Linked DNA regions of Homo sapiens: region 2 is linked to region 1. The links are chromatin loops, found by intact Hi-C in ENCODE. Cell type or tissue: mammary epithelial cell. All regions are shown on one strand. Links, peaks and the distances in the headings refer to the core of each region. The heading gives the core; the rest is flanking DNA. Region 1 has its middle 59 kb from the start of CRAT37. Region 2 has its middle 78 kb from the start of CRAT37.

Evidence for each region. Peaks named below come from ENCODE experiments on the same cell type or tissue, not always from the same donor. Only the 100,000 strongest peaks of a DNase experiment are listed, where the experiment ranks them.
Region 2: a loop joins it to region 1, with 4 times the contacts of the local background. A loop is called at or near these places in 2 of 110 quality-filtered maps.

What each region holds. Positions count from the first base shown.
Region 1 is chr15:91,514,173-91,530,249 of GRCh38, reverse strand. No RefSeq gene overlaps it. Among named protein-coding and RNA genes, the nearest start is that of CRAT37, 59 kb to the right of the region's middle. RefSeq lists a silencer at 13,037-13,331. In mammary epithelial cell, for the core only: a CTCF peak has its summit at 7,466 (motif pointing right); DNase peaks (open chromatin) are centred at 7,479 and 8,059.
Region 2 is chr15:91,377,435-91,393,511 of GRCh38, reverse strand. No RefSeq gene overlaps it. Among named protein-coding and RNA genes, the nearest start is that of CRAT37, 78 kb to the left of the region's middle. In mammary epithelial cell, for the core only: no CTCF peak of the experiment used is centred there; a DNase peak (open chromatin) is centred at 7,961; H3K27ac peaks cover 267 bases.

The sequences.
Region 1 (16,077 bases), core at 4,397-12,396:
CTTGGTAATGGAGCTTTCCCTTATGATAAAGACATAACGAGAAAACCTACATGTGACAAGGATGTGGATTAGAACTGGAGGCAGAGAAATGCATGGCAAAGCCAGCTTATCCTGGGGAAGGGCTGGAAGGAGTTTGCGTGGCAGATCAAAGATGAATTCATGAGGTGAAGAGACTGGATTGTGTGAGAAATAATTTCACTAAAGCTTCATGCTTAGGTACTATAGTATTGTTGGGAAAAACAGGTTCACTGTGTGGGAGTCTCCCTTACTACTTTCCTTCCTAATTGAAACCCTGACCCTGACTGAGAGGGGAAAGGTTGCACTGGGGAACCTGTGCTTTGAGTGCTGATGCGACACCACTTGTAACAGCAGCAGCAATAGTGACCCCTTGATCATTAAAAGGCAAACACCCTCCTCCTACACACACCTGCAGCAAGTCTCTAACCCATGGTTAAGTTGTAAAGGGACCTTTGGCAGAGAATAAACTGAAATCAAAGGAGTTCTGAGAACAGCTGCTTTCCCTAGAGCATCAAAGAAAAAACAAAAGCAGTTGCTTTCTCAGAAGCATGGTGTGATCTAATTACTTGTGTTGACTCCATGTTTTCTATGGTGTTTCATTGTTAGCATATGGTATTACTTCCTGTCATGGGCGCAAGTGTCTTTTGTGCGTTATTGAAGAACTTAACCACGATACGACATTGTTTCCACAGGTGAATTGTTTCCAAGTTTTCACCAACTGAATTAGAAACAAACTTGCTGATCAAATGAATCTCTTCTGATTAGAACTACTTATATTATACAGTGTGTCTAACAGGTAAGATCATCATGATTTGTTTACTGTTCCCAAGTTTTTATGGAAATCTGCAAACATACAGAAAAGTAGAATCATTTAATGAGCACCTGTACCATTTCTCAACATCATGACCCTCTTGTTCTTCTTCCACTATACATGCTCTCCTTTCTCCTAGAGGATTCTTAATGGGCACTGCTGGTCCTCCACCCAGATTCACTTGGATCCTTTGACCATTTCTGCATACCCCTCTTCAGGCTTCGGCGTGCTTCTATCTGCAAAGATCTGCACCTGCAACTCCTCTTCTGAGCCTTGACCTTAGACTCCAGAGCTGCTTTGCTTGGGAAGTACCTGAGAGTTTATGCCTTCCAAGGTGATTTTTAGCCAGTGACGGGTGCACGTGGAAGTGTGAGAGCCCAGCTCCCTTGTTTCAGGGCAAAGCTGCTCTGAGGTGTAACATATGCCAAGCCATCTGATTTCTTCAACAAATATTTGGCAAGCAAAAGAGGTCTTGGCTGTAAGAGCTCTCCATGCTACAGCTTTGACAAATTGCATATTTATGGTTTAGTGGGACGCTTATCCCTTGTCAGTTTTGTACATTGGTAATTAGATATAGAAGTTTCATTGAATTCAGCTCTTTTTTCCTTGTTCTCAAAAAATATCTCATAATTGGGAATCTGTACTTCGCCTTACATCGGAAGGCCCATAATGTCAAGTTCAGGTTTTGCCAGCCTAATCCAGTCATTATAAAATTCACTATCAATCTTTCACCTGGAGGCTTTAGCAGCCAATGGTGAGTGTTAACCACCAATATCGTTTTGTTACATGTTGCCAAATAGTGAATTCCAATTCTATTGCTTCTGCATTTGGTAGCTGGAATTCACCTCTAAAGAACATTCTCTCACTATTTGGTAACCCTGAAATATAATTTGTATAAGAAGTCCTTGATTCTTCTATTTGCAGACTTTTGGAACAATGACTTGGTATCCTAGCAACCTTCAGAGGTGACCAATTAAAGGAGTATTTTTATAGAAAAATTCTTGAAGAATTCTTAGATTGTTACATATTTGATACATTTTAATCCATTGAGGTAATTACTCTTTTTGATGATTAAATTGTGCCATCTTTGGCCATTAAGACTACATTCACATGGGCTCCTGTAGCTTTCTAGCACCATCTCACATACAAAGCATTCCCAGGTCTTGTATAATTTCTTCCCCAGACATGAAGTTAGTCATTTTTCTAAGGAACTTGATTTCCTAGAAATCAAGAAATGATATTTAGAGATACAATCTGGATGCTAACGTTGCAACAGTACTGAGTTGTATTATTTCTACATCTTTTTTCATAGCCAGAAATAGAAAACGCATGTTTATATGGAAAAAAATCTTAAATTCATATTGACATTTCCAATTCAAATGAAAGATTGCAGCATTTTACTTAACTTCTTTGATTTTACATGTCTTTTGTCTTACTCTTGAGAACCTTTACCCCTAACTGCATTAACTGTTTGTTTTTATTCTTAAATATATAACTAATATATTCAAAATGCTAACACTGTTACTGAAAGTAGTTCAAGATTTCTCAGTGGTTCCTTTCATTCTGAGAATTATCTTACTAGCAATGTACAGTCAAGTTACTCCAATTCTGTGTTTAGAAGTCACTTGTACAAATTTTTCTCTGCATTGTTATGCCATCAATTTCATACGTCATATTTAATTTTGTTCCCTAATTTTTGGGATTATGAAATATTTTCCTTTTGTTTATCTAGAGCATTTTCATGACTTCAAAGTCAAAACTATAAAACAAAGCACATTCTTCTTTATTGTTTTTTCTATACCCATAAAGGGTATTTTTACTAGGTTTTAATTTATCTTTTCTTTGTTCTTTTCTTATTGTTAAAAACAAGCAAATAGGTATACTTTTATATACACCAAAAAGTGAATGCACATTTGTTCTGCACCTTGTTTGTTTTTTTCTTTTCTTTTCTTTTTGTGTGTGTTTGTTTGTTTTTGAGACAGTGCAGTGGTGCAATCATAGCTCACTGCAGCCTCAAACTCCTGGGCTCAAGCAATCCTCCCACCTTAGCCTACTGAATAGCTGGGACTACAGGTGTGTTCCACTATGTCTGGCTAATTTAAAAATAAATTTGTAGAGACAGGTTCTTGCTATGTTGCCCAGGCTGGTTTTAAACTCCTGGGCTCAAGTGATCCTCCAGCCTCAGTCTCCCAAAGTGTGGGGAGCTACCATGCCCAACCTTGAATTTTTCACTTAAGTAAGTATCTTTGTAATGGGAACAAAAGGATTTTCCCCTGGAATGTTATTCTTTTTTCTGCTTCTTTCTCTACATAGAGTACTTTCCACTAAGCTGTACAGTCACTTGCTGCATTGAGACCCATTTTGCAAAATTAGTCCCCAGAGGGGTTGACACAAGCCACCAGCCACATGTCTAAGCAGTGTGCTGAGGTGAGCTGAAGACTTGCCGAAACGTGAAGTGTGGTTGATGAGAACTAAGAAACACTAGAAAAGTGGGGGATATGTCTGTGGTCCTTAGAATTGAGGACAATCATTCAAAATCTCACCTGTTTATGTAGGCAGGGATGCAGGGTATTTAACAGCAGGGAGGTCTGTGTCCATTTGTGTTGTTAGAAAGAAATACCTGATGCTGGGTAATTTATAAAGAAAAGAGATTTATTTGGCTCACCGTTCTGCAGGCTGTACAAGAGGCAAGGCACCAACATCTGCTTCTGGTAAGGGGCTCGGGAAGCTTCCACTCATGGTGGAAGGTGAAGGGGAACTGCTGTGTGCAGATCACATGGTGAGAGAGGAGACAGAGGGCTGAGGGGAAGTGCCAGGCTCTTTTGAACAACCAGCTGTCTTGGAAACTAACAGAGCAAGAACTCACTCATTGCCATGAAGATACAACCAACCCACTCATGAGGGATCCACCCACATGACCCAAACACCTTCCATTAGGCCCACCTCCAACTTTGGAATCAAGTTTCAACATGAAGTTTGGGGAACAAATATTCAAACAATAGCACAGAGGCTTTAGAGTCAGACAAACTTGAGCTTCCATTTTCCAATTACTTGACCTTGAACAGAGCATTTTACCTCTCTGACCTGTAAGTTCTTTGTGTAAAAAGTGAGAATGGTTATGAATAACCTAAAATACATTGTGTATATTAAATGTGATAATGTGCGTAAAGCCCCTCACAGACAGCCCTCGTTATTATGGCCATCATTTGATATATACAGTAGTCTTTGCAGCAAGGACCAGAGAAAATCTTATGAGGGTGCCCCCACAGTGGCCTCCAGTCTAGAGATAGTCCCAGGGATGGCTCAGTTGGATGAGTTGCTTAAAAGGATGGCTAAAGAGCAGCATGTGGTGGTAGGAAGAAGCAAAGAAACAGAGCCTGACAGAGCAGCAGGGCCGTAAGCAGGAAGCCAGGAGGAATGAGAGCACATGGAAAGTGTTTTTCAAAAGCTTTGAGGCCAGCAGATTGGGACTGGAGCTAAGAATAATGCCAGAGTGTTGGGAGGGGTAGGGTGTGAGTGGCTTCTCTGCAGTGCAGGCTTGGTGTTATAGCGATAAGTTGGAAGGCTTAATTCATCTGCACAGTATCAGGGAGCAGGGGCAAAGTATTCCCCATCAAATTCCATGATTGCCTCAAATAGGTTCACGGAAAAAAATCACCCATAGAGAATAAACAGAAAAAAGGAATATAGTGGGAAGTAGCTCCCACAATCTACAGGGGATGTTATATGGGAAACCAGTTTTGGTGTCAGGAAGAAATGCAAAAAATCTAGTAGTCCAGAGGCTGGGAGGAAACCTGCAACATATCCAGAAACAGCTGCTGATGCAATATAACATACAAGGTATGCTAAAATCTATGTGCCCCCACACAGGGTGGATAGAACCAATTCCCAACCCCGAGGGACTTTGGCATACATGGAATTTTACCTGCTCAGCACCCACCTCCCTTTAACTGGCTGTGAGCAAAGGGACCATATATCATGGGTCTAGAAAATAAACCACAAGTGACATTCCTGCCAAGGAGGCAAATAGAATGGAGCAATGCACACTAAAGTGTATCTCTGGATTTGTTCTTTCTCTCCCAGAGATTTTCAGTCTTGAAAAATCTCTCACTGACCCTGCTATCCACGCCTATTTCTCTTCTTCATTTTAAATGCTAAGCTTTCCCCAAAGCACAATTCTGATTCCTTAAGTGAAGCACTAAATCATTAAATACTTGATCTTAGTAAAGTAAAAACCATCATTTATTTTAAATGGTTCTTTCCATATTTCCATTTTCATCAATAACAGTCCATATATTTGTAGTATACAAATAGGTAGTACATTTGATATGCTAAGAAAGGACCTTAGTTGATCAAGGATTTAGTGGTCTTTACTTGGGGCACCTTCTCACCTTAATGCTTGTTGCCTTCTCTGTCTGCATAGTTTCAACTAATTATATACATATATATATGTATGTGTGTATATATATATACACACACAGGTGTACATATATATATAGGCTATCAGGTCCTACAAAGTCTTCCCTGACCTTACTGGGTAAAATTAAACTCCTTTTTGTTCTATATCTCATAAAACTTTATTTATTCATACCTATATTTTTTAACTAATCATATTTCTTTAATTATTTATTCACAAGTCTCTCTTTCAAACTATAAGAATTAAAGAAAGAGGAAAGAAGCACAAAAAGGTGGCTTGCCAGTCAGGACAGATTTATTTTAGAAAAAACAAACCTGAGAGGGGCTTCTGGCCGACTTAGGTGAGAGGCATGCTCTCTTACAGACTGAGTTTTTAGGGATTCGGGGTGGGAGAGTTTATCAGAAGCTTGGACTGCTTCTGTGTCTCTTTGTTGTGCTTATCTGGGAGGGAGAGTTGTGTGTCTGTTCCCATACATCTTTCTGCAGATGCAGGCATACCCCACCTGAGTCTGCTTTTAGCTTCCCTATCTTAGTGCACCTGAAGGGAAAGGAATGTGCTTATTAAGGCCCACTGTTTTACTGGGGCCCATTGTATGAAGGTGAAGTTTGGCAGTTACCCAAAAGACTTTCCCCCAACCTCTCTCTGTGCCCGAGCTGTCTTATCTGTGTTTTCCTGTCTACTCTTTCTGGCTGCTTGAAGAGAAGTGATTTCCTTGAAATGCATGAGGCTAGAAAGGGAGCTGGAACTTAAAAGTGGTGGTGTTTGTCGAAGATGACGATGCTCCTGGTCTATCACCAACTGAGCTCATGGAAAAACTGCATGCCATTAACTTTATGTTCCCAATACCTAGCAATAGTAGGTAGTCATCAAGCGGTTACTGAACGGGTTCATGCATGCAGGCCAAAACTCAAGCAATCCAGAAATTCATTTTCTCTAAACTCACCAAATTATGATCAAGTGAAGGCAAAAAAAGAGAATTATAGACAAACCAACCAGAGAGCCCCTTTAATTTGATAAATCAAGCACAATCACAGTAGACCTAACTTCAGTTGACTCTGTATCTTGCATGTCATTTATGTAATAAGAATCTATATATCATTTCTGCTCAAGCATCCATCTGGTGCATCATTTGTAAGCATAGAGATGCTGAAATATTATTCTGGTCTGCAGAGAAAAGTCACTGAGCATAGATATACTTGTAGGGGAAATTCAAATGTCTGGTATGAGTCAATTGACAAAGACCATCTGCTTCCCAGACCAACAGAGAGGGTCCAATACAGAAACACAAAAAGGAAGAAAGATAAGGCAGACACATCAAATGAGCCCACACATTAGGAAACCCAAACTAATATAAATTTATGAAACAAAAGTGCTGGCCAGGTGCAGTGGCTCACGCCTGTAATCCCAGAACTTTGGGAGGCCGAGGCGGGTGGATCGCCTGAGGTCAGGAGTTCGAGACCAGCCTGGTCAACATGGTGAAACCCCATCTCTACTAAAAAATACAAAAAAAAATTAGCCAGGCGTGGTGGCGGGCACCTGTAATTCCAGCTACTCGGGAGACTGAGGCAGGAGAATCGCTTGAACCCAGGAGGCAGAGGTTGCAGTGAGCTGAGATCATGCCATTGCACTCCAGCCTGGGTGACCAGAGCGAAACTCTATCTCAAAACAAAACAAAACAAAACAAAAGTGCCTTCACTTACTTGCATTTAGAAGTATTACCAAATTCTCTAGGAAAGTTTAGATGATTGAAAATGAATACCATAGATTTTTCTTGGTTTCTGTGTGTCCCCAGATTCTCCAAGTTGTCTAACCAAGACAGTTGTGAACAACCCAGGCTCCTGTGTCAGCCCAGGTTCTGCCTGTGTGTGACAGGAAGGAAAGCCTATTGACTTCTCTCACCCTCAGTCTCCTGACCTCAAGGTTAAGGTGCGACCATTTTAAGGGGTTACTTTGTGAAACTTGAAAGAAAGAGAGCAAGGTAAAGGCAGAAACAAAGTGTGTTGTTCAACATTCATGCCACTGCCTAACATATTCCTGAGACCCAGCAGCCAAGGGGCAAGTCTGAGGGAAAGAGTCACTGAATTGGCACAGTTGAAAATGGTGAAAGACCAACGAAATGAGAGCACCCTCATCTGGGCATCATCTTGTTGGAGGGTAAAAAAAGAAAAAAGTTGTAGAGAAAATACAGTGATGAGAACAATTCCCCACTTCAAGCACCAGATGGTACCATTGACCCAGAGCATCCAAACTTAGAATCTGGTAAGAAGGGAGAAAGAGTTGCCCTGAGTGAATCAGAGTGGGAATGTATTTTGGTATCTGGAAATTTACATGAATAGGCTATCTGTAAGTTGCATTTTTTGTTATTTCTTTTTTCAACTTGGGGAAAGACTCTTGGGAATATTGCAGTGGTGCTTGAGACAGAGAGAAAGACCACACCTCTCCAGGAAAAACAAATATTTCTGAAGCAGTGTAACTGAATAGTTTGTAGCCCAGAGAACTTTATCTGCACGAAGAGTGGCTGGCATTTTACCTCCTGGCAAAAGACTACCTGCTTTTCCAAAAAGAGAAATGGTGGCCGATTTGGTCTGCCAAATCTGGACCATAAAATTGGAAACACTGGACCAAGCGTCAAAATTCAAGTGACCTTTTTTACTAATACCTAAAGTGACTCCATTAACATACAGTTTTAAATAGAAAACTCAAAGAGTTGACTCATACTATGTAACTACATTTAGAAGGAGTTGACAGAAGTACAGTAACAGATCATATATTCAGAAAATTGCAATACACTAATATAACCTCAGTATGCAGTGGTCTGGAAAACAATCTTAGTTCAATGATTCATCATCACTTAGTTGCTAAATAACTAACAAAAGGAGGTGAGGAGGAATTGAGCTGTAACATTTTTCTGTTTCCCACATAGGATAGGAGCAGAAGTAACAGGCAGTGAATTTGCAGTATTAAGGTAAGCTGCCCCTGTGTTAATATCTACAGATCTAATCGAGGCTCCAGCTGATTTAGGAGTGAAGAAGAAATCACTTAGGCAGACAGTAAGGGTATGGGAATCCTCAGTAACGCTATTCTTTTTAATGAAAAGCAGCCCCAAATCATTTTCTAACAAAGAGCAGCCCGTAAAGTCGAGCTGCAGACATAGACAAGCAAGCTGGGAGCTTGCATGGGTGAATGCCAGCAGGAACTAAGAACTAGACATGTTCAAGATGGTGGCTCCATCTTCCCTTTGTCAACCACGTGTACAGTAAGAGGCAGACAAGATGTCCCCAATCAACTGGAAAGCCCATTTGTGTAATAAGATTAGGGTGGGGTGAACAGGCTTCCCCGTGCACTATGTAAACGTCATTGGACCAATCTGTGAGCCCTACGTAAATCAGACACCGCCTCCTCAAACCTGACTATAAAATTCAGCATATCCACCACCCACTGGTCCTTTCTGCTCGGAGAACCCATTGTCTATAGAGAAAGCTATTTCTCCTTCTCTTATCTTCTGCCTATTAAACCTCCACTCCTAAACTCATGTGTGTCTGTGCTCTAAATTTTCCTGTCACCTGACAATGAACCCCAGGGCATATACCCCAGACAATGTAGCCGCTTCACAGCTACTCAGGTCTCCCAACCATCTTCTCCCTCTATGTTTGAAAGTAACTTTCAAAATTGAGTTATAATTTTAGGAAAGTTAATAAATAAAATGTATCATAAAATTACCAAATCTTAGAAGCCTGATGAGTTTTTAAGTAAAATGTCCAGTCGTGTGACCACCAGACAGATAAAGACTAGAATAGTTCTCTTCTATATCTTTACAGACACAGGCTCCCTACACTCCACACCTAGTCAGCATCCTGCCCCTGAAGTTAACGACCATTCTGACTTCCATCACCATAGTTTTGACTGTATTTGAGAATCATACACGGAATCATACGCTATGTGATGTTTTATCTCTGACTCATTTCACTCCACATAGTTGTGAGATTCATCCATGTTATTATGTTTATCAGTAGGTTTTTTACATTGCTGTGTGTAGTTGTACTGTATAAATACAACACAACTTATTTCTCTATTACAGTTTTGATGGAAAGTTGGGTTACTTCCATATGTAGACAATTATGGCCTGGGGGCAGTGGCTCATGTCTGTGATCCCAATGTTTTAGGAAGCCAATGCAGGCAGATCACTAGAGCCCAGGAGTTTGAGACCAGCCTGGGCGATATCGTGAAACCCTGTCCCTACAAAAAATATAAAAATTAGCTGGGCATGATTGGGAGGCTGAGGTGGGAGGGTCACTTAAACCCAGGAGGTCAAGGCCGCAGTGAGCCATGATCGTACCACTGCACTCCAGCCTCAGAGACACAGTGAGACCCTGTCTCAAAATGTTTTTAGACAGTTACGAATAAAGCTTCTCTCATCATCCTTGAACATGTCTTTTAGTGAACGTTAAGTATTCGTTTCTGCTGAGTAGGACTGTTGGGTCATAGCGTAGAAATGTATTCAGCTTTGATAGGTGCTGAAAAACAGTTTTGTAAAGTGGTTGTAGCAATTAAATACTCCCTCTGATAGTATGAGTGAGTTCCAGTTGTTTAGAGTCTCACCAACACCAGGTATCAACAGCTTTTTGATGTTAGCCTTTCTAGTAGAAAGACTAACATTTCTGATAATGTGATGTTATCACACTGTGGTTTTAGTATCTGTTTTTACTAATCACTAACAATGTTGAACATCTCTCTATGTATTGAGGGGGTGGGATTCAGATATGTTACCTTGAGAAGTCTATTCAAGCCTTTTACCCATTTTAGGGGCTATCTTTTTATAATTGATTTGTAGGAGTTTTAAAAAATATATTCTGGATATGGGTCCTGTTTTGGATGTATTTATCACAAGCATCTTCTCTGGGAATTGCCAATTCACTCCAGTAATAGTGCCTTTTAATAAATTTTAAAGAAATCTCTATCAATATTTTCTTTTATGGTTAGCGCATCTCATGCCCTGTTTAAAACTTTTTTGCTTATTCCAGTATCATGAAACTATTTTCCCTTGTTTGCTTCTAAAGCGTAATTGCTTTAGGTCACAATCTATACTCCACCTTAAAATATTTTTCTCTGTGGTAAATGTAAGAATCAAAGTTCACTTTTTAAATACAGGTATCAAATCAACATCAACTTAGCATAAACCATTGAGAAGATTCTGTGTTCCTCACTAAGCCTAGTATGGTGAGCCATTTAGTCCAAAATATATTTTTAGTTTTATTTTAAAGCTTCTACTCTTTTTAATCATGAATTCATTTTGAATTTTATACTTTTTCTATATCTATTTACATAGTCATGTGGTTTTAATTTTTATTAAGTTATAATAAATTATATTTTTTGATTTTCAAATACTAAAGCAAGCTTACTGTGATACAGGAAAAATCTATACCAATACTCTTTTTCTCTATACCAACATTCAATACTTCTGTGACCAGGTGTGTGGGTTTTCTCCCACACTGACCAATTTTCCAATGCCAGCGGGGTGCCCTGCAACTCAGTTCAATTATAACACTAACCAAAGTTAGTAGACAACCTAGAGGTTTGGGGCTCAGTCCCGCAAGACTGTCACCAGCTTTGGGTATCAATTGCCAGTAGTAGGTTCCCAGTGTTAAATCAAGTTTAGCCCAAAGCTGCCTCCTTACATATTCTAAGTTTGGCCTAAAGGTTTCTCTGTACATTGTGACCTATAACAAGTGGAGGTGTAAACAGATTGTAGCCTACTCTTGTGCTAATCACCACGTTTTGGCCAATCAAATGTGCCCAACTGTTTGAACCATGTTTAAATAAGGCAAACACAGAGCTATACCCAATCCCGTTTCTGTACCTCTCTTCTGTTTTCTGTCCATCACTTTCCCTTTTCTGTCCATAAATCTTCTTCCACCATGTGGCTGAGCTGGAGTCCCTGGGCCTACTCTGGCTTGGGAGGCTATCCAATTCGCAAATCATGCATTGCTCAATTAATCGCTTTTAATTTTAATTCAGCTGAAGTTTTTCTTTCATCATCAGCTTACTCACAATTTCTGTCTAATTCGCTACAAATCAGAGGTTCCCATAACCCCTTTCTCTGCTTTACTAATTTGCCAGAGCAGTCCACAGAACCCAGGAAAACCATTTACTTACTATTGCCAGTATATTACAAATGATATTTCAAAGGATAGCAATGAACGGCCAGATGAAGTGATACGCGGGGGAAGGTCTGGATAACTCCTGAGCGCAGGAGCTTCCGTCCTGTGGAGCTGGGGTGCACCTTCCTCTGGGTGCATGGATGACCTCACCAACCCAGAAGCTCATTGAAAGTTATAGTTTAGGGATTTTTACAGAGGCTTCATTATGTAGGCATGCACAATTAACTCAATCTCCAGCCCTTCTCCCCTTCCCAGAGGTTGAGGAGTGGGGATGAACATTCCAAGTTTCTAATTATGAGTAGCCCCAGCCAGGATCCCACGAAGGGTCCCCTCATTAGAACAAAAGTTCTCCTATTATGCAGGAAATTCCAAGGAATTAAGAGCTCCATGTCAGGAACCAGGGTCAAAGACCAAATATTAGAACAAAAGATGAACCTAGCACCCCTATTGATCAGGAAATTACAAGGGTTTTAGGAGTTCTGTGCCAAGAACAGAGGGCAGAGACTATCTATCTCTCTGTCTATATCTGTAACTATATTTTTAATTATGTTACACTTAAATTCTTAGGATAAACTAAGTTTAGTCATAGAACATTAACCCATTTATACACTGCTGGATTTGGTTTGCTAATATTTTGCTTAGGAATTTTGCAAATATCCCTATAATAATAGCCTGTAATGCTTCTTTCTCATATTGATCTTTTTGGTTTAGTATCAAGGTTATTCTAGCTTCATAAAATGAATTGGAGGAGAGTCTATACTCTTTCTCAATCCTCTCGAAGGACTTACGTATGATTGGCACTATGTATTTCATAATTATTTCATCAGACTCACCAGTGACACTGTCTGGAAATCGAGTGTTTGGATTCTCATGGATAGGCAGTAAGAGTGTATTGATTGTGAAATCACAAGAAATAAAAGAGATGCATATATACATACACATATACATATATATATATACATATATATACACACATATATATACACACATTACATTATATATATATATAGACAGAGAGAGAGTGTGTGTGTGTATGTGTGTGTGTGAGAGAGAGAGAGAGAGAGAGACAGAGAGATTGACAGAGACAGAGAGAGAAATTTTGAGGTCTGGTAGGAAGAAACCTAACATGAGTCACTTTGGTAGATATTCACAGCCTGTTAACAGTTCCTTCCCAGAGGAAACCAAGGGCCTTTTACACAGTTGCTATGCACCAAGAAAAGGAACTACAAAGACCTTCTAGGGGCTGTTAGAAATGGATTCTGAACTGCTGCTCATGTTCAGAGACATCAATGATATGGTGTCCACCAGTCAGATAGGGGTTGATAGACATCAGGTGATAGACGGGGTTTTAGCACAATCCTAATGGGACTGAAGACCCAGAACAAATAATGAAAATAGATGTACTTAGCAATGGATGCAACATCCACATTGGTTTTCTGACATGAGGAGTGGGGGCCGTTCTGGTAGGAAGGACGAAACTAGGTCTACCCCTCTTGCTAAAATAGGAAACCAAAAGCAGAAATTCATCCCTGGGGAGAGGCAGAGACTAGATTAGCACAGCTATCAAAGACTTGAGGGATGCACAGGGTTAGGATTCTTACCATGAATGTTTTGATTTGTCTACATTACTGGTATAAAAGCCAGATGGGCTTTAGCAAATGACAGCAGATTATTACAAGCTAATTCAGGTGCTAAGGCTGATCATAGCAACAGTTTCAGATGCGGTGTCTTTACTGAAGGAAATCCACACTTCTCCTGCTACCTGGTGTGCAGTTAATGACTTGACAAGTGCTTTATTCTCCACTCCAAACAAAAGGAGTTTGTATTTATATGGCAGGGACAATTTACCTTTACGGTATTCATGGCTGTGTAAAACTTTACTATATTGTCTCATGGCTGGGTAAGTTCTCTCATTCTCTCTCCCAAGAGGATCCAGAGGAAGCTTTTTCACCCCAATAGCTCACAGAATATGATGATTGTTATATAGATCAAATGATGCTAATTGGATCTGGTGACCAAAAAGTATAAAGCACTCTAGATGCCTCAGCAAAACATGTGAAGCCAGAAGATAGGAAACAGACTTTTAGAAAGTTTAGGGGCCTGCCATAATGATAAAAGTCTATTTCTATATTGACTCTATAGACAACAGTCTATTGATCTATAGAAAGTTGACATTTTCCTCTTAAAGTGAGAAAAGGTGCTGAAACTTGCTCCACCCATGATTACAAAAAAGAACCAATGTGTTGGCTTTTGGAGGTCACATATGCTATCTTTTGTTATGTTTCACTAGATACTCCATAAAATCCTTGTATCAATACCACCATTTGTGGGTTAATATAATGCCTTACCCATTGCCATGGATTGCCACTCCACATCATTTCCATCCAGAAAACATGTTTTTCTTTTTTTTTTTTTTTTTTTTGAGACGAGTCTCGCTCTGTCGCCCAGGCTGGAGTGCAGTGGCGTGATCTTGGCTCACTGCAACGTCTGCCTCCCAGGTTCAAGTGATTCTCCTGCCTCAACCTCCCGAGTAGCTGGGATTATAGGCGCCCACCACCATGCCCAGGTAATTTTTGTATTTTTAGTAGAGATGGGGTTTCACCAGGTTGGCCAGGCTGATCTCAAACTCCTGGCCTCAGGTGATCCACTTGCCTTGGCCTCCCAAAGCGCTGGGATTACAGGCGTGAGCCACCGCACCTTGGCCCAGAAAACATATTTTATAACAAAATAAATGCAGGCATAGGCTCATGCCTACAGGATGCTCTGTCTTATGTGCACTCACACGCAGAAGCAGCTTGCTCAACAGAATAGTGGAATGCCCTGCTGAAGGTTCTGTTATAGTGCTAGCCTGGAGACACCAGCTTTCAAGGTTGGAACGCTGTCCTGCAGAATATGGTATATGCCTTAAACCAATGGCCAATATATGGCACTGTCTCCCCCTACAGCAAAAATGCACATGTTTGCGAATCAAAGGACAGAGGTAGGAGTGAGATCTCATAACTAACTTGAAGAATTTTTGCTTCCTGTTCCTGCAAGCTTGAGCTCAGTGGGTTTGGAAATCCTAGTACCAAAGAAGGGAATGCTTCCACCAGGCAACATGGTGATAGTTGTAATTCACTAAAAAAAAAAAATGCCAAATTGGAGATTTCATGGTACTGAACCATCAGGGAAGAGCACAGTGTACACAGTGGACTTATTAACGGGGAAAACTTGAGCTGCTGCTACTCATCGGAGGTCAGGAAATCTGTATCTATGACTCAGAGTATTCACTGGGGCCCATCCAGCTGAGGCGCTGGCAAGAGAAAGGGGAAATGGAGCAGACAGTAGAAGATGACAAATACATGATCCTCAAGTTAGACCATAAAATCAACAACCAAACTGGGGACTATGGCAGCTATGTTTATTACTTATTTCATTTCCCCATTTTCCTTCACTATCCTGTAGTAGAACCTGATAGTGGCTAATGTTTAAAGTTTCAGGTGAAAGTAAAACTGAGTTTATAGCATCCCTTGATGCTATCGTAGCTGGCAGGACTTCACTTGTCCCCTGTGATGAATACAAAATCTTTTCAGCCAGGTTAAGGCAAGAGTAGATGTTGAAGGAAATGGTGTGAGTAGTGACAGACATATTCCATTTGCCTTCCATCCATGCCCCCACGCCTTGCCACTCTGCTCCCTGCTGACCTGGATGAGCTACTACTTCCATCTTACAGAAACTTCATTGGCCTTTGGTTCCTGATTTGTTTTGGCCACAGGGAGCCCCAGCAGGAGAGAGAAGGATAGAAGAGAACGAGGTAGACTCCCTCCCTGCATAGCTGCTTCTTTCTAGATCCGCCTCTCTACACCACCCTCTCCTTTATACTCCATGGACCAAACCCTCCCCTCATCCCTTTGGGCCAATTGGTGATAACAGCTCCGCTGTTACTAGACACAGTGTACTTCCGTCTTCCTTGTAGCCTCTCCTATTCTAATTTGAGGGCATCGTCTTCCTGCTGGGACCCTGACTGCTAGAGGTCGTTTATCTATATTCTCCTTTCTCCTTCCACCCACATGCCTGCAAAACAATGACTCCAATGATCCTAAATGATTCCCTTCTCCCTTCTTTCTTTTGGAGCACATAGCAAGGAATCTTTTTATTCAGTTTAATTTCTTGTAAGAGAAAGGAGGTACTACTCTATCTTATGCTTTTTGCCCAACAAAATCCTACAGGCAGGGAATTATAAGGGCCTTGCTCTCTACTTAGACGAAGTGGGGAGGGAAGGAAGAATCAATACAAATAAATACCTTAAAAATATATCCTGTTATAAGCTTCCCTGGCTGACAATCTGCCTGCTTCCAACCTGGACATGAATGTTCTGCCCCCACTCAGCGGCCTCATCCACAGCCCATTTGGCAGTAAAAACCGAATCAAAGGAGGGCAGATGCATTTCATTGCTATGTCAGCCCTAATTGATTGGCTCCTGATACATGGTATTGGGAACAATTCTGAGGCCTCATCCCAGCTCAGCAGGAAAGAGTACTGTAATCAATTAGGGATGCCTATCCTGGGAGGTGACCAGAGGTACAGCAGCCAGAGCTATGTGTTTATTATTCCCCATCTAATCTCTCCCTCCATCTCAGCAGCAACCCCTTTCTTGGCTAGTTAACCCTCAGGTGTTCAAGAGGCCATTTCTC
Region 2 (16,077 bases), core at 3,770-11,769, 140 kb after region 1:
TGAAATCGGCCAGACATAGACAAATACTGCATGGTCTCATTTATATGTGGAATCTAAATCAAAGTCAAAATCGCCATCTTTCCAAAAAGAGAAGCCACAAATCTCCATCTCTGGGCAATGTTACTTCCTCTTTTACTTCGGTCATCTGACATTCTGTAACCTAGACAATAAATCGTAAAGTGAAGCAACTCCACCTTTTCTTATAAAAAAAAAAATAGTACAAGGAGAAACACAGAAAAAGAAATAATTGGTATTCGTGCATATATGTATGTGTTTACGTGTACATATGACACATGCAGAATATGGTTAAAGTTCTTTTCTGGTGGAGTAGCCCAAAGATTCATTTCTAATTGACCTGAGTTCTTAGTGGTCTTCCCTTTATAAGGTTGCTCTAGACTTCTATTAATTTTACAACTGAATATAGTAGTATTAAGAAACACCTCCATGAATTTCCTGGGTCCCAAACATAGTCCTCCTTGCCAACATCACATAGCAGTAATCCAGGATTTCCTGGGTAAGTTCTGGAACCTCTTCTCTGCTTACTGCAGAGCACAAGGAACTAAAAAATATCCAGGTGACATTCTCAGCTTCCAGTTTGATAGAACACCATTATTATGTCCCCTGGTAGAAGCATTCCTCTTTGGAGAATGAAGAACCCTAAATAGCAGTTGCTCATGCAGGATGAAAAAAATTTTGGAAGTGGTTGTTAAACTTGATAGTGATAATAACTTCCATTTCCACCCTGTATTCCCAGACCCATGATCTCTGGCTAAAAAGAAAAAAGAACAACTTATCTCTATTGACGTTCTAAGCATGTGCTTTATCCCGTAGGACAGCAGTGTCATGTAGCAAGACACTGAAATTAATGCTGAGTCTCATGTCAACTGATCCCACTATAAAATGAATTCTGCAACCAGGAGCAAGATTAAATGGGATACAATGATGGTGAATATGGCATTTGACATAAACTCTGGGAGCAGGGAAGACAAATTAATTTTCAGAATAAGAGCTTATTTCAGGAAGGATACATCTCTGCTCCTTCATATGGAAGGAGTTCAATGAAATCAACCTGCTATTATATTGCACAGCACAAATCCTATGACTGGCAGCTTAGACACGCAAGAGGGCCAGTAGCCAGATGAGCCTTATTGAGGGGAAGTCCACTTAGTTGATGTTATAAATGGCCTTTATCACTACTGGTATGGTCCCTTTGTACATGAGACCATTATGCAGGCTTTGAGTTCGTTTGGGAAGAGGCTGGCTGCTGTCCACAGAATAGGCTATATTGTTCTCCTGATTATTGAGGGTCTCCACTTTAGTGGGTGCCCTATGGTGCCCATATTCATGAAGAAATGATATTCACACTCTGTGCCCTCTCCATGAAGTCCATCCATATTTGTCTTCTCCAGGCTTTCTTGTCACCAATATTTCAGTATGATTCATTCACAGACCCTGACTGACCAGCCACTACCATGTATCAGTGTACATACATACTTATGGCCATATCTCCTTTCTTATGAAGGAGGTAACCGGATATATTGCCAGAAGTTCTACCCACTTGCAGAAGTCCCCTTATCACCCCTGAATGGAGCTGTAAGACAGAAGCAATCCACTTCCTACTGTTGCCAGCCTATCACACACACCAGTCGATTCCTCGGATCCAAGTCCATTCTTCCTCCATCAGCTAGCCACAGTAAACTCTCCATTAGGCATAGGATTGGCTTGAAGGACAGATGGCAAAGCTACAAAAGTAGAAGCCGTGGAGATCTGAGTCACTCATACACCTCACTTGTGTCTTTTGAAACTTTTAGAACCTAATCTCACATTTACCATTTCCACTTAATGATACAGCATTGTTAACATATAGGCAAACCCATAGCTTTGTAAATTAGATAATATCCAGTTTGCAATTGACTGGTCAAGCCTTATAGTCATTTCAGTCATCTCATTTTAAAGGGACAAACATCTTGTCTCTGCCTGGGACTGTATCTCTGAATAAGAATAGTTATCAACAGAGGAGAGGTATAAAACCCTAAGAATCTGCATGTGATTCTCCTATTAAAACTTGCCAGAGGTCCATGCAACATTTAATAATGGGAACTAATATAAAGGTGTTAAATGATAACAACGAAAAGCAAAAAACAGATGATGAGCCTGAAACTCCTATCCCTAGGTCTGGAGAGACAAAGAGAGAGAGAGAGTGGTGTTACCAGGGACCTGAAGCTGGGGTCACCTGGAAGTAAGTGAAACCATGGTGAGGCTGCCTGAGACTGTGGAATGATGGTTTCTGGAAGATCTGAAACCACTGAGGAAACACAGTCCCTGATGGAGATACCATCTAAGGCCCAGGGGCAGAGTTGGAAGGGATGAATGAGAAATACTCAGACTTCTCCACTCCATCCACCATTGATTTCCTCCCATTGGCTGAACATAACCAGGAGCCAGTTGGCAAGGAAGCCTGAGAACTGTAGTTTCTCATCAGAGGTTGGGTCAGTATCAAAATGTCAAATGACTGGTACATTTCTTCACTGTTGTTTTTGAAATTTCAGGACAGTGTCTGTCACATGATGAGCGCTCAATAAAATGTTATCAAGTGAGGAAAAATCCACTTATTCTGATCTGGCTCTACAATAGACCCAAATGGCAGCAGCAGATAAATAGTGGAGTTTTTGCCTCCAGCAAACTTTTTCCTACTATTAGCAGCTTAGAAGCAATAAAGGAGCTTGGGGATGAATCCTACTGTATGATTTTGATTTTGATCTTTGTCCACTGAGTGGGACACTGGGGTTCCTATTTGTCCACTTGGGTTCCTATTTGTGAGAGAGCATTGTAGCAGAGCTGTGGAGGGAGAGCAGCAAGAGCCACCAACCTAAATACCTGTCCTGAATCCCCCCAGGTCTATTAGCTTGCTCTGGCCTCTAGCATGGTCCAAGAGCATTATTTCAGACCTAAATATTTCAGTTCACTTTCCAATGGAGAGTGGTTACTATTATTTTGTGAAAGGCTTCCAAGATTGGTGTTAGAATATTTCTTACACAGAATAATGTCATTTGTCAAATGATAAAATAGGCAGCTTAGAAGAGAACACAACAAAATTAATGTAACTTTCTAAATGCTAATATAGCTTTTAAGAACAAAGAAACAAATAAAACTGATACCCAAGAAAATAATTACTTTACAAGCCAGACAGGCCAGAAACCTGCCTAGGGATGCTGCGTTTATCAAAAATGGTTTTTAAACGAATGATATTGAAAACACAACATAGCAAAACCCATGGGGTACAGAAAAAGCAGTCTAAGAGGAAAATTTACAGCCATATGTGCCTACATCAAAAAAGAAAAAAATTTTCAGTCAAATAACCTAACAATACATCTTAAAGAACTAGAAAGGAAAGAGCAAACCAAACCCAAAATCAGTAGAAAAAGAGAAATAAAGATCAGAGCAGAAATAAATGAATTTGAAATAAAGAAAACAATATAAAAGATCAAAGAAACAAAAAATCGGTTTTTTGAGAAGATAAACAAAATTGACAAACCTTTAGCCAGTCTAAGAAAAAAGGAGAGAAGACCCAAATAAATAAAATTAAAGGTGAAAAGGGGGACATTACAGCTGATATGAAAGAAATTCAAAGGATCATCAGTGGCTACTATGAGCAACTACATACCAATAAATTGGAAAATCTAGAGGCAATAGACAAATTCCTAGACACATACAACCTACCTAGATTGAACCATGAGGAAATCCAAAACCTAAATAAACCAATAATATGTAAGAAGATTGAAGCCATAATGAAAATTCTCCCAGTAAGGAAAAGCCCTAATAGCTTCACTGTTGAATTCTACCAAACATTTAAAGAACTAATACCAATCCTACTCAAACTATTCCAAAAAATAGAAGAGAAAGGAATACTTCCAAACTCACTCTGTGAGGCCAGTATTACATTGATACCAAAACCAGAAAAAGACACATCAGAAAAAAATAAATAATTTACTATAGGCCAATATTCCTGATAAATATTGATGCAAAAATCCTGAACAAAATACTAGCAAATCAAATTCAACAACACATTAGAAAGATCATTCATCATGACCAAATGGAATTTATCCCAGGGATGCAAGAGTGGTTCAGGATACACAAATCAATCCATGTGACAGATTATACATCAGCAAAATAAAGGCTAAAAACCACATGATCATTTCAATTGACGCCGAAAAAGCATTTGATAAAATTCAACATCCCTTCATGATAAAAACCCTCAAAAAACTGGATATAGATGGAACGTACCTCAACACAATAAAAGCCATATGTGACAGACCCACAGTCAGTATCATATTGAATAAGAAAAAACTGCTGAATGCCTTTCTTCTAAGATCTGGAATAAGACAGGAAAGCCCATTTTCACCACTGTTATTCAACATGGTATTGAAAGTCCTAGTTTCAACAATCAGACAAGAGAAGGAAATAAAGGGCATTCAAATTGGAAAGCAAGAAGTGAAATTACCCTTGCTTGCAGAGGATATAATCTTATATTTGGGATAACCTAAAAATTCCAGGAAAAAAAAAAGTATTAGCACTGATAAACAGTCTGGGCATGGTGGCTCATGCCTGTAATCCCAGCACTTTAGGAGGCCAAGGTGGGCAGATCACCTGAGGCCAGGAGATTGAAACCAGCCTGGCCAACACTGCAAACCCTGTCTCTACTAAACATACAAAGATTAGTTGGGTGTGGTGGCCCACACCTGTAGTCCCAGCTACATGGGAGGCTGAGGCAAGAGAATCGCTTCAGCCTGGGAGGTGGAAGTTGCAATGAGACAAGACGGCACCACTGCACTCCAGCCTGAGTGACAGAGCAAGACTCCGTCTCAAAAAAAAAAGAGCTGATAAACAAATTCAGTAAAGTTGCAGGATACACTATCAATATACAAAAATCAGTAGCATTTCTATATGCCAACAGCAAACAATCTGAAAAGGAAATTTAAACAGTAATCCAATTTATAGTAGCCACAAATAAAATTAAATATCTGGGAAATAATCAAAGGAGTGAAAGATCTCTACAATGAAAACTGTAAAACACTGATGAAAGAAACTGATGAAAGAAACACACACGCAAATGGAAAGATATTCCATGTTCATTGATTGGAAGATTCAATATTGTTAAAACGTCCATACAACCCAAAGCAATCTACAGATTCATTGCAATCCCTATCAAAATACCAATGACATTAATAGAAATTTTAAAAAACAGCCCCAGAATTTATATGGAACCGCAAAAGACACAGAATAGCCAAAGCTATCCTAAGCAAAAAGAACAAAACTGGAGGAATCACATTACTTAACTTCAAGTTATATTACAGAGCTATAGCAAACAAAACAGTGTAGTACTGGCATAAAAACAGACAGATTGACCAATGGAACAGAATAGAGAACCTAGAAAGAAACCCACACACCTACAGTGAACTCTTTCAACAAAGGTGCCAAGAACATACAAAAAAGACAGTCTCTTCAATAAATGGTGCTGGAGAAACTGAATATCCATAAGCAAAAAAATGAAACTAGACCCCTACCCCTCATCATAGACTAAAATAAAATCAAATGGATTAAAGACTTAAATCTAAGACCTCAAATTATGAAACTACTACAAGAAAACATTGAGGAAACTCTCCAGGACATTGGATGGGTCAAAGATTTCCTGAGTAATACCCCACAAGTACAGGCAACCAAAGCAAAACTGGACAAATGGGATCACATTAAAGTAAAATCCTTTTGCACAGCAAAGGAAACAATCAACAAAGTGAAGAGACAGCCCACAGAATGGGAGAAAATATTTGCAAACTATCCATCTGACAAAGGATTAATAACCAGAATATATAAGGAGCTCAAACAACTTAATAGGAAAATATCTAATAATCCAATTTTAAAATGGGCAAAAGATCTGAATAGACATTTCTCAAAAGAAGACATACAAATGGCAAGCAGTGATATCAAAAGGTACTCAACATCACTGATTATCATAGAAATGTGAATCAAAACTACAATGAGATATCATCTCACCCCAGTTTAAATTATTTTTACCCAAAAGACAGGCAGTAACAAATGCTAGCGAGGACCATATACTATTGGTGGGAATGTAAATTAGTACAATCACTATGGAGAACAGTTTGGAAGTTCCTCAAAAAACTAAAAATAGAACTACCATGTGATCCAGCAATCCCACTGCTGGGTAAATACACAAAGAAAGGAAATAAGTATATTGAAGAGATATCTGCACTCCCATGTTTGTTGCAGAACTGTTCACAATGACCAAGATTTGGAAACAACCTAAGTGTCCATCAACAGATAAATAAAGAAAATATGATACTTAGGCATAATGGAGTATTATTCAGCCATAAAAATGAATGAGATCCTGTCATTTGCAACAGCAGGGGTGAAACTGGAGATCATTATGTTAAGTGAATCAAGCCAGGCACAGAAAGACAAACATTGCATGTTCTCACTTATTTGTAGGATCTAAAAACCAAAACAACTGAACTCATGGAGGTAGAGAGTACAAGGAAGGTTACCAGAGTTTGGGAAGGGTAGATAGTAGGAGGGGTTCAGGAGAGGTGGGGATTGTTAATGGGCACCAAAAAAACAGTTAGAAAGAATGAATAAGACCTGGTGTTCGATAGTACAACAGAGTGACTATAGTCAATAACAATTTAATTGTACATTTTAAAATAACTAAAATAGTATAATTGAATTGTTTGTAACACAAAGGAGAAATATTTGAGGGAATGATTACTCTATTTGTCATGATATGATTGTTACTCACTGAATGCCTGTATCAAAATATCTCATGTACCCCATAAATTCATACACCTACGGTGTACCACAAAAATTAAAAATAAACTGTTTTAGAGCTAGTTTTAAAGTAGATTGTAAGTCACACAGGAAAGCTAATTTCTTGGCTGCAGCAGGGGCTACTGGATTCGCCCCAAAATCATTTCTCCCCTCTTCCATAAAAAGAGAATTTTTACCTGGGCACATGACTTCCTTATAGCTTAGGGACCATGTGACTAATTTCTGGCCAATGGGATATTGGGGAAGCCATGTGACAGCATCTTGGATCCTTCCTTGAGAGTACAGCTGGTATGTGGACCGGACCCCATCTTCTTATTTTCCTTTCCTTCTTACTGCAGCCTGAAATTAAGAAACCGCTGAAGACCAAAAAATGCAAGTTATATCTAGGGAGGGTAGAGTGGTGAGCTAGAAGAGTCTGAATCTCTGAAGACTTGGGGGCAAAGCTGCCATATGGGTGGACCATTTAATGCCAAACTTAGTTTATACCTGAAAAAAAAATACATTTTTATGTAGTGTCAGTGAACTGTCATGTCATATTTGTATGTTACTTTCAGCCAAATCAATCATTCCACAGAGCTCCAGGAGCAAGAATAGCATTCTGGAATTGGGAGGCCCTCTTTGAGGCTCTGAAGCAAGCTAAGGGAATAGATTTTGAAGACTTGTCAGAAACAGGATTTAAGGTAAGTTCACATACTATCAACCCAATTGTCCACATCAAGTAGATGATGAAACCATCACTAAGAGAAGCTGGGCAGCTACAGATGGGAGAGAGGCTGGAGATAGACAGGAACGTATCTTACCATTAAGAAACAAACACTTATTAGAGAAGGTACAATAAATGTGGTGCCTGAATTAAATCAACACCATGTCTCTTTTAGACAAATTGCATGTTATGTCCTAACCAGCTGAGCAATAGCTTTTACTATTACCAGCCTAACCACTGAGATAAAATAACTGAGCTGTAAAAATAATTACTCATTTTATGATTGTTAAGCCTGAGAAATCAAGCCAAAGTCTGGCTAATAAACTGTCTTTGAAGAAGTCAGGAAGTTAGGGGAGTGTGTTCCCCCCATCCTCCAGCTCCTTTTGTGTTCTAGCTACACGCTCCTGAGATATTTGAGTCACTGGGGTGATAAGTGCTGTGTGAATACATTGAGGAAAAGAAAAGAACTTGTAAGTGATCTTATTAAAGATCTTGAATAGACTTTTAACTTACAATGTATGAGTCACACCAACCCCAGGGATCCTGCCAGTCTCCCCTCTGAGCCATCATACCTTATCCACTGGTTTCATAACCAACACTCTCAACCTTTAAAAAAAAAAAAAAAAGGCATCAATTCCAAACTGTTTTCAGCAGAATATTGGCATCCCCAAGGATGTCAACAAATATCCAGTGACCAAATACACTTGGAAATGGACCATATAAGGAGAATGCTTTATAAATATTTTCAGGTGTGTTTTTAAATGGCATAAATCTGGCTACCATGTTGCTTCTCACCTACAGCATTCATTCCCTTGGGATCAGTGTAGCCAGAAATTATTTAGAACAAACTGGACTTTTATTGAAAAACCTTTATCAAGAGTGAAAGGAATTTTGAAATTTTAAAGTTAAAAAACAAAACAGAAATGCTCTTTGCTAATCAATTTAAATGCAAAGTACGGATGAAATCTGCATTCGTTCAAGCCTTTAGCTCAAACTCAGAGTTTTACTGAAAGAGGAAACTAGGGAACTCAACACATAATTAAGAGAAATTCAGGTTGCCTAGAGAGGAAGTGAAGAAGGTCTAGGACAGAAAGATGGAGCATTTGAGGAGAGAAGAGATGGGGTAAGCACACTAGCAGATACTTTGATCTCATCCCCTGGCTAGGATAAAATCCCAGAGGAGGCTGTAATGGTGACAACTAAATAAATTGGGGCACTCCAGAATTGTGGGACTTTTTTCCTCACTTTCTCAGTCACAAACTGGAAGATTCTAAGTCTTCATTTGAAAGACTCGCATTCAGCTAGTCATCAGAGCGACATGTCACTAAAAAACAGATTAGACCTACTGAGAGGGATGAGACCAAGGTCATGTTCCTCAAGAGTAGTGCAGGGGAAACAGAAGCCCCCATGTGACCTAGGGAGGAAAAAGGAAGTGCCAACAAGGCTAATGAATAAGCAGAACTTTCACAGTCAGCGCAAAGAGGGCCCTGTGCACTGCAACATCAAAACCAAAGACTAGTGAACAGAACTTCAGTCGTGGACAGCAGAGCACCACCCCTGAAAGGGTCAATCAAGGCCTGTGATTCCCCAGTGGACACCAATCCAGGTTGAACCAGACCGGACCCACCCACCTCTCTACAGCAAAGACCGTTGCAGATCCAGAGTGCACAAATAGATGCACAGTCTTCTGTCCCCCAAAGTCTCAAAGATACACATGTAGGGCAGGGGGAGAATATAAAAGACTGAGTGTTGCCCCCAAAGAGAGCAAGTGATCCACACTGGAATAAATGGAGGTGCTGTTTATTAGAAAGATCTATGTTTGCTACACCCCCTTCAACCCATGAGGTGGTGTTCCATGACAAAGATTAGATCTGCTGTGGAAAATAAATAGGCAACATGTTTTCATGCTGAGCAGTACTTGAATTTCATTTTCAATTCCACTATACTAGTAATTCTAGTATGTCGCTGAGGAGGGGAAAAACTAGAAAAGACACCTTAGAAATGAATATGTTGCAAGAGGAGAATCTTCATGAAACAGTAACAGAAAGCCATAAGAAGACCAAAGGAGTTGGTAAAAATGCAAATAGGTAATACTGCAAGAAAAAACATTGCAATCGTATTATGTTTGTGGCATAATAACCATATGAGGGAGACTGATTACATGTTATGCAAAACTGAATCTGTGTTTAGAGGACAAACTTGAGAAACTCCTAAAATGTAGAGGAAATCAATGTTGTTGAAAATGATTAACTAATTGCAGTGAAAGGGACAAAGAACAAATTTGCAACTTAACAATTTTAGGAACAACCTCAAGTAATAATCAGAACAACTGAAATAGAGACAAGAATTCCGTTGAAGGAATTGAAGAAAAATTTCCTAATTTGTTAAGTATGTACATGAAGAGAGCTAATTGTCATTCAGACAAAAGTAGTATAAAAAGAATCACACCTACACCATCTTTTATTTTTTCATTTTTTAGAAATAGGAAGAAAGAAAAAAATCTGAAGGTGGTATATGGGATATCTCTGTACCTTTCTCTCAATTTTACTTTTTACCTAAAACTGCTCTTTCAAAAATGTATTTTCAAAAACTAACAATAAAGAATACATGGCTCTCTTCTTTTAAGCATGTCTGGTAAAAATAGAAGAACCATTCATGAGGTTGGGAAATTGTGCTGAAAGCATTACTATTCCAAACATCTTGGTGAATTCCACAAACATATAAGGAAGAAATTATACCAAGTCTCTACAATCTCTCCCAGAAGTTAGAAGCAGAAATATTTCCTAACTTATTCTAATCAGCCAGCATTATCCTAATATGAAAACCAGACAAAGACATTACACAAAAAGAAAACTAAAGACCAGTATCTCTCATGAAATAGATGCAAAATTTTTCAACAAAAGATTATTGAATCAAATACAATATATAAAAAGAGTATGACACCACAACCAAACAAGATTTACCCCAGGTATGCAACAGGTAAATCCTACTTGGTTTGTTTTTGTTTTTTTTCCTCCCTCTCTTTGCTTCTTTTTATTTTTTATTTTTGTTTTTTTTTTTTTTACTTTGAATTCCACGATACATGTGCAGAACGTGCAAGTTTGTTACATAGGTATACATGTGCCATGGTGGTTTGCTTTACCTACCAACCCATCATCTAGGTTCTAAGCCCCGCATTTATTAGCTATTTGTCCTGATGCTCGCCCTCCCAACCCCTTACAGGCCATGGTGTGTATGTTACTTTCCCTGTGTCCATGTGTTCTCATTGTTCAACTCCCACTTATGAGTGAGAACATGCAGTGTTTGGTTTTCTGTTCCTGTGTTAGTTTGCTGATAATGATGGCTTCCAGCTTCATCCATGTCCCTGCAAGGACATGATCTCATTCATTTTTATGGCTGCGTAGTATTCCATGGTGTATATGTGCCACATTTTCTTTATCCAGACTATAATTGATAGGCATTTGGGTTGGTTCCAAGTCTTTGCTCTTGTAGATAGTGCTGCAATAAACATGTATGTGCATGTGTTTCTACAGAATGATTTACAATCCTTTGGGTATATACCAAGCAATGGGATTGCTGGGTCAAATGGTATTTCTGGTTCTAGATCCTTGAGGAATCACCACACTGTCTTCCACAATGGTTGAACTAATTTACACTCCCACAAACAGTGTAAAAGTGTTCCTAATTTGAACAGAAAACCAAACACCACATGTTCTCACTCATAAGTGGGAGTTGAACAATGAGAATACATGGACACAGGGAGGGGAACATCACACACTGGGGTCTGTCTGGGAGTGCTGGGCAGACTACAGGAGGGATAGCATTAGGAGAAATACCTAATGTAGATGATAGGTTGATGGGTGCAGCAAACCACCATGGCACATGTATACCTATGTAACAAACCTGCACGTTCTGCACATGTATCCCAGAACTTAAAGTATAATTTTATTTTAAAAAAAGCATTTCTATTTCTCCACAACCTCACCAGCATCTATTGTTTCCTGACTTTTTAATAATCACCATTCTGACTGGCATGAGATAGTATCTCATTGTGGTTTTGATGTGCATTTCTCTAATGATCAGTGATGATTAGCTTTGTTTCACATTTGTTGGCCGCATAAATGTCTTTTTTTTTTTTTTTATTTTTAGATGGGGTCTCACTCTTGTTGCCCAGGCTGGAGTGCGATGGTGCGATCTCAGCACACTGCAACCTCCGCTTCCCAGGTTCAAGCTATCCTCCTGCCTCAGCCTCTTGAGTAGCTGGGATTACAGGCACCCACCACCATGCACAGCTAACTTTTGAATTTTTAGTAGAAATGGGGTTTCACCATAAATGTCTTCTTTTGACTGTCTGTTCATATCCTTCACCCACTTTTTGATGGGGTTGTTTGTTTTTTTCTTGTAAGTTTGTTTAAGTTTCTTGTAGATTCTAGATACTAGTATCTAGACCTTTGTCAGATGGGTAGATTGCAAAAAATGAAAAACTTAGGTATAAATCCTTTTAAAATGCACAAGATCTATATGAATAAAACTACAAAACTCTAATGAAATAAATACAAGAACTAAATAAATGGAGAGATGTTCCATGTTCATGAATAGGAAAAGTCAATATTGTCAAGATGTCAGTTTGTCCCAACTTGATCTGTAAATTGAATACAACTTCAGCAAGTTGTTTTGTGGATATTGACAAACTGATTCTAAAGTTTATGTGCAGAGAGAAAAGAGCCAGAATAATCAATACAATAGTGAAAAAGAAGAAGAAAGTCAGAGGACTGACACTACCTGACTTCAACAGTTTCTATAAAGTAACAATAATCAGGATAGCATGGTATTGGTAAAAGAATAAACAAATAGGTCAATGTAATGGAATAGAGAGCCCAGGAATATACCCCACACAGATACGTTCAACTGAACTTTGACAAAGGAGCAATGGAAATACAATAAAGAAAAGATAGTCTTTTCAGCAAATGATACTGCAGCAATGGGGCATCCACATGCAAAAAAAAAAGTGAATCTAGATACAAAACTTAAGCCCTTTATAAAAATTAACTCAAATTGGATCATAGATCCAAACAGAAAATACATAGAATTCCTGGAAGATACAGTAGAGCAAAATCTAGATGACTACAAGTGTGGCAAAGACTTTAAATCCAACATCAAAGGCACAATCCATGAAAGATGTGATTTGATAAGCTGGACTTCATTAAAATTAAAAACCTCTACTCTATGAAAGACACTGCCAAGAGAATCAGAAGACAAGCAACAGACTGGGAAAAAAATAATAGCAAAAGATAATATTTTTCTATTTGATATTAGATTAAAACCTTTATCAATATCTTTCTATTTGATAAAGAACTGTTATCAAAAATATACCAAGAACTCAACAATAAGAAAATGAACAACATGATTAAAAAATGGGCAAAAGACCTGAACAAACACTTCACCAAAGAAGAGACAAAGATGGTAAATAAACATATGAAAAGATGCTCCACCTAATATATAATTAAGGAAATGCAAATTAAAATGAGATACCAATACATACATATTAGAATGGCCAAAATCCATCACACTGACAACGCCAACTGCTGGCAAGGATGTGGAGCAACAGGAACTCTCATTCATTGCTGGTAGGAATGCAAAATGACACAGCCACTTTGGAAGACAGTTTGGCAGTTTCCTGCAAAGCTAAACGTGCTCTTACCATATGATGCAGCAATCACACTTGTTAGTATTTGCCCAAATGAATTGAAAACTTGTGTCCACACACAGAAACCTGCACATACATGTTTATAACAGCTTTATTCATAATTGCCAAAACTTGGAAGCAACCAAGATGTCCTTCAGTAAGTGCATGGATAAACCAACTGGTACATCTGCACAATGGACTGTTATTCAGTAATAAAAACAAATGAGCTTTGAATGTGGCTTTTGTTGCAGAAAAAGGAAAAAAAAATGAGCTATGAAACCATTAAAAGACATACACGAAACTGAAATACCTATTACTAAGTGAAAGAAACCAATTTGAAAAGACCACTTACTATATGACTCCAACTATATGACATTCTGGAAAAGGCAAAATAATAGAGACAGTAAAACGTTCAGTGATTGCTGAGGTTGGGAAGTGGGGAGGCATGAAAAGGCAGAGCATAGAGGATGTTTAGGGCAATGACACTACTCTGTGTGTTACTATAATTGTAGACTTATGCCATTACACACTTGTCAAAACCCATTGAATGTACAACAGCAAGAATGGACCCTAATGTAAATTACAGACTTTGGGTGACAGCAACATGTCAATGTTGGTTTATTCATTGTAACAAACATACCTATCTCGTGAAGAATGCTGATAGCGGGGAAGGCTGTGCATTTGGGGAGGTGGGGCCTGTAGGAACTCTCTGTACTTTCCACTATACTTTGCTATTAACTTAAAACTGCTCTAAAACTAAAGTCTATTGAAAACAAAGATTGAGCTAGCTGTTGATATAAACCCAATGTCTACTTTCATGTCCAGGAATTTATCTTTTAAAACCCATATTGATCATCAGTGGTGATCTCTTTTTCACTGGAAAAAGCTAACATACCACTTTCTGGAAGAAAATATTTGTTACCAAATTCTATTCCAGAACAATTATTTTGGTGGGTGTTCCTGTGACAACTATACATAAAAATAAGAATGTGCAGCCATATCTTGATACTCTAAAAATACAATAGGAAAAGATGTTAAGAAAATTATTTCTAAATTTGATCTAAGCCAAAATGTGGAGAAGCAATGGGGAAGAAAGTTATTTCTATATAATGAGTTTATAGGTTGTTTCTCATAACTTCTATAAAGTTTTCAGTAGTTTTCAACTTCTATCATGGAGTATATATATACATATATATATCATCAGATATATACATCATGTTTATATATATATAAAATGAGCAATAAACAGGTACCATTTTAAAAAGACACATTTATATATTTCATATATTTATATAATATATACGCATTCATATATACATCATGTTACCACCATCATAGATACAAGGAAGGATAGTAAAAATAGTAAGAAGATTAAAATAAAATATACCAAAATGGAAACAATAATTTAACTGTGGCTAGCTTTGTGTGATTAGACCAAGATTTTTTTTTAGATCTACTTTTCTTAGTTTTCTAGATGTTTTACAATGAATCTATATTTGTATATGGAAAAAATAAACCTGATTTTTATTAAACAAATACAAATTCGGTAACACTATCTTTAGAACATGTTTTAAATAAACTTGAGCATGAAGAAATTGTTATCACTATTGTGGTGAGCATTTTGAAAGATTAGCAGAAGCAGGGATAATGTGACATTTAGCTGATCTTTCAAGGGAAGCTAGACAAATGACACTTTTTAAAAAAGCAAATAGTAACTAATGCTGAAACATGCAATTTCTCGTATGATTCAGAAGTGAAGTGTCAACTTCTTCGGTGGAAAATTCCAACATTACCAAACGTAAGAAGGCACATACTTCAACAGAAGTGAAAAATATCTTGATTCACTTATTTAACACTGCTTCAGAGTTAATCCCAAAAAAAGTCTATTTTGAAAAAAAAAATTCTTACTCCTGTATACTATCCTTTGCAGTGAACTGGCATAAGTGTATCCAATGTATGTTGAATACCTAGCACGCTGGAAACATTTTTATTTATGTCATCTCTAATCCTTACAACAACAGTGCAAGGAAAGGATTAACATCTTCTTTTTACAGATAGGAAAACTGAGGCTCAAATTGGTATAATATCTCTTTTAACATCACATATCTAATATGTGGTGGAGGTGGGAGCTACACTTCTATCTGTCAGACCTTAAAGTCTGTGTTCTTTCTACCTCTCTGCCTCAGTCCAACAATTGGGATCTTTGCCATGACAACTCACCAGTTCATAACGTGCTTTTCACGAAGTTTTTGACTCAAACATTATCACTCAGCAAGACACCTCAACTAATTTACAAAATGCGACTTGAAAAGCAGGTTGTAATTTCCAAAAGCAGAAATCCAACCACAAAAGATAAAGACTTGACCAGTAGAGCTTTACAGAAGGAAGTAATGTAGGTAGTAAGGACACTTCCAGAAATGCCTGGAATCAGAGGAATCGATGTATCTCCTGGACTGTTGTGAGGAGCGGGGAGGAGGGAGGGATAGCTTTAGGAGATATACCTAATGCTAAATGGCGAGTTAATGGGTGCAGCACACCAGCATGGCACATGTATACATATGTAACTAACCTGCACATTGTGCACATGTACCCTAAAACTTAAAGTATAATAATAATAAAATAAAATAAAAAATAAAAAAAAGAAATTGTACTCGCTTGGTAGCAAAATTTCTATGTATTCATTTAAAATAATAGTCTTGTTTTAACCCCAACACACAGTAAGAGGGTGACTTCGACATTTACTCTTTACTCTCTTTTGCCTTCTTGCTGCAAGAATGGATTTCCTCCAAATTCTAATTATTATTATAACTGACATAAGTGAACTAGATTTTATTTTTAAGGGTAAAAC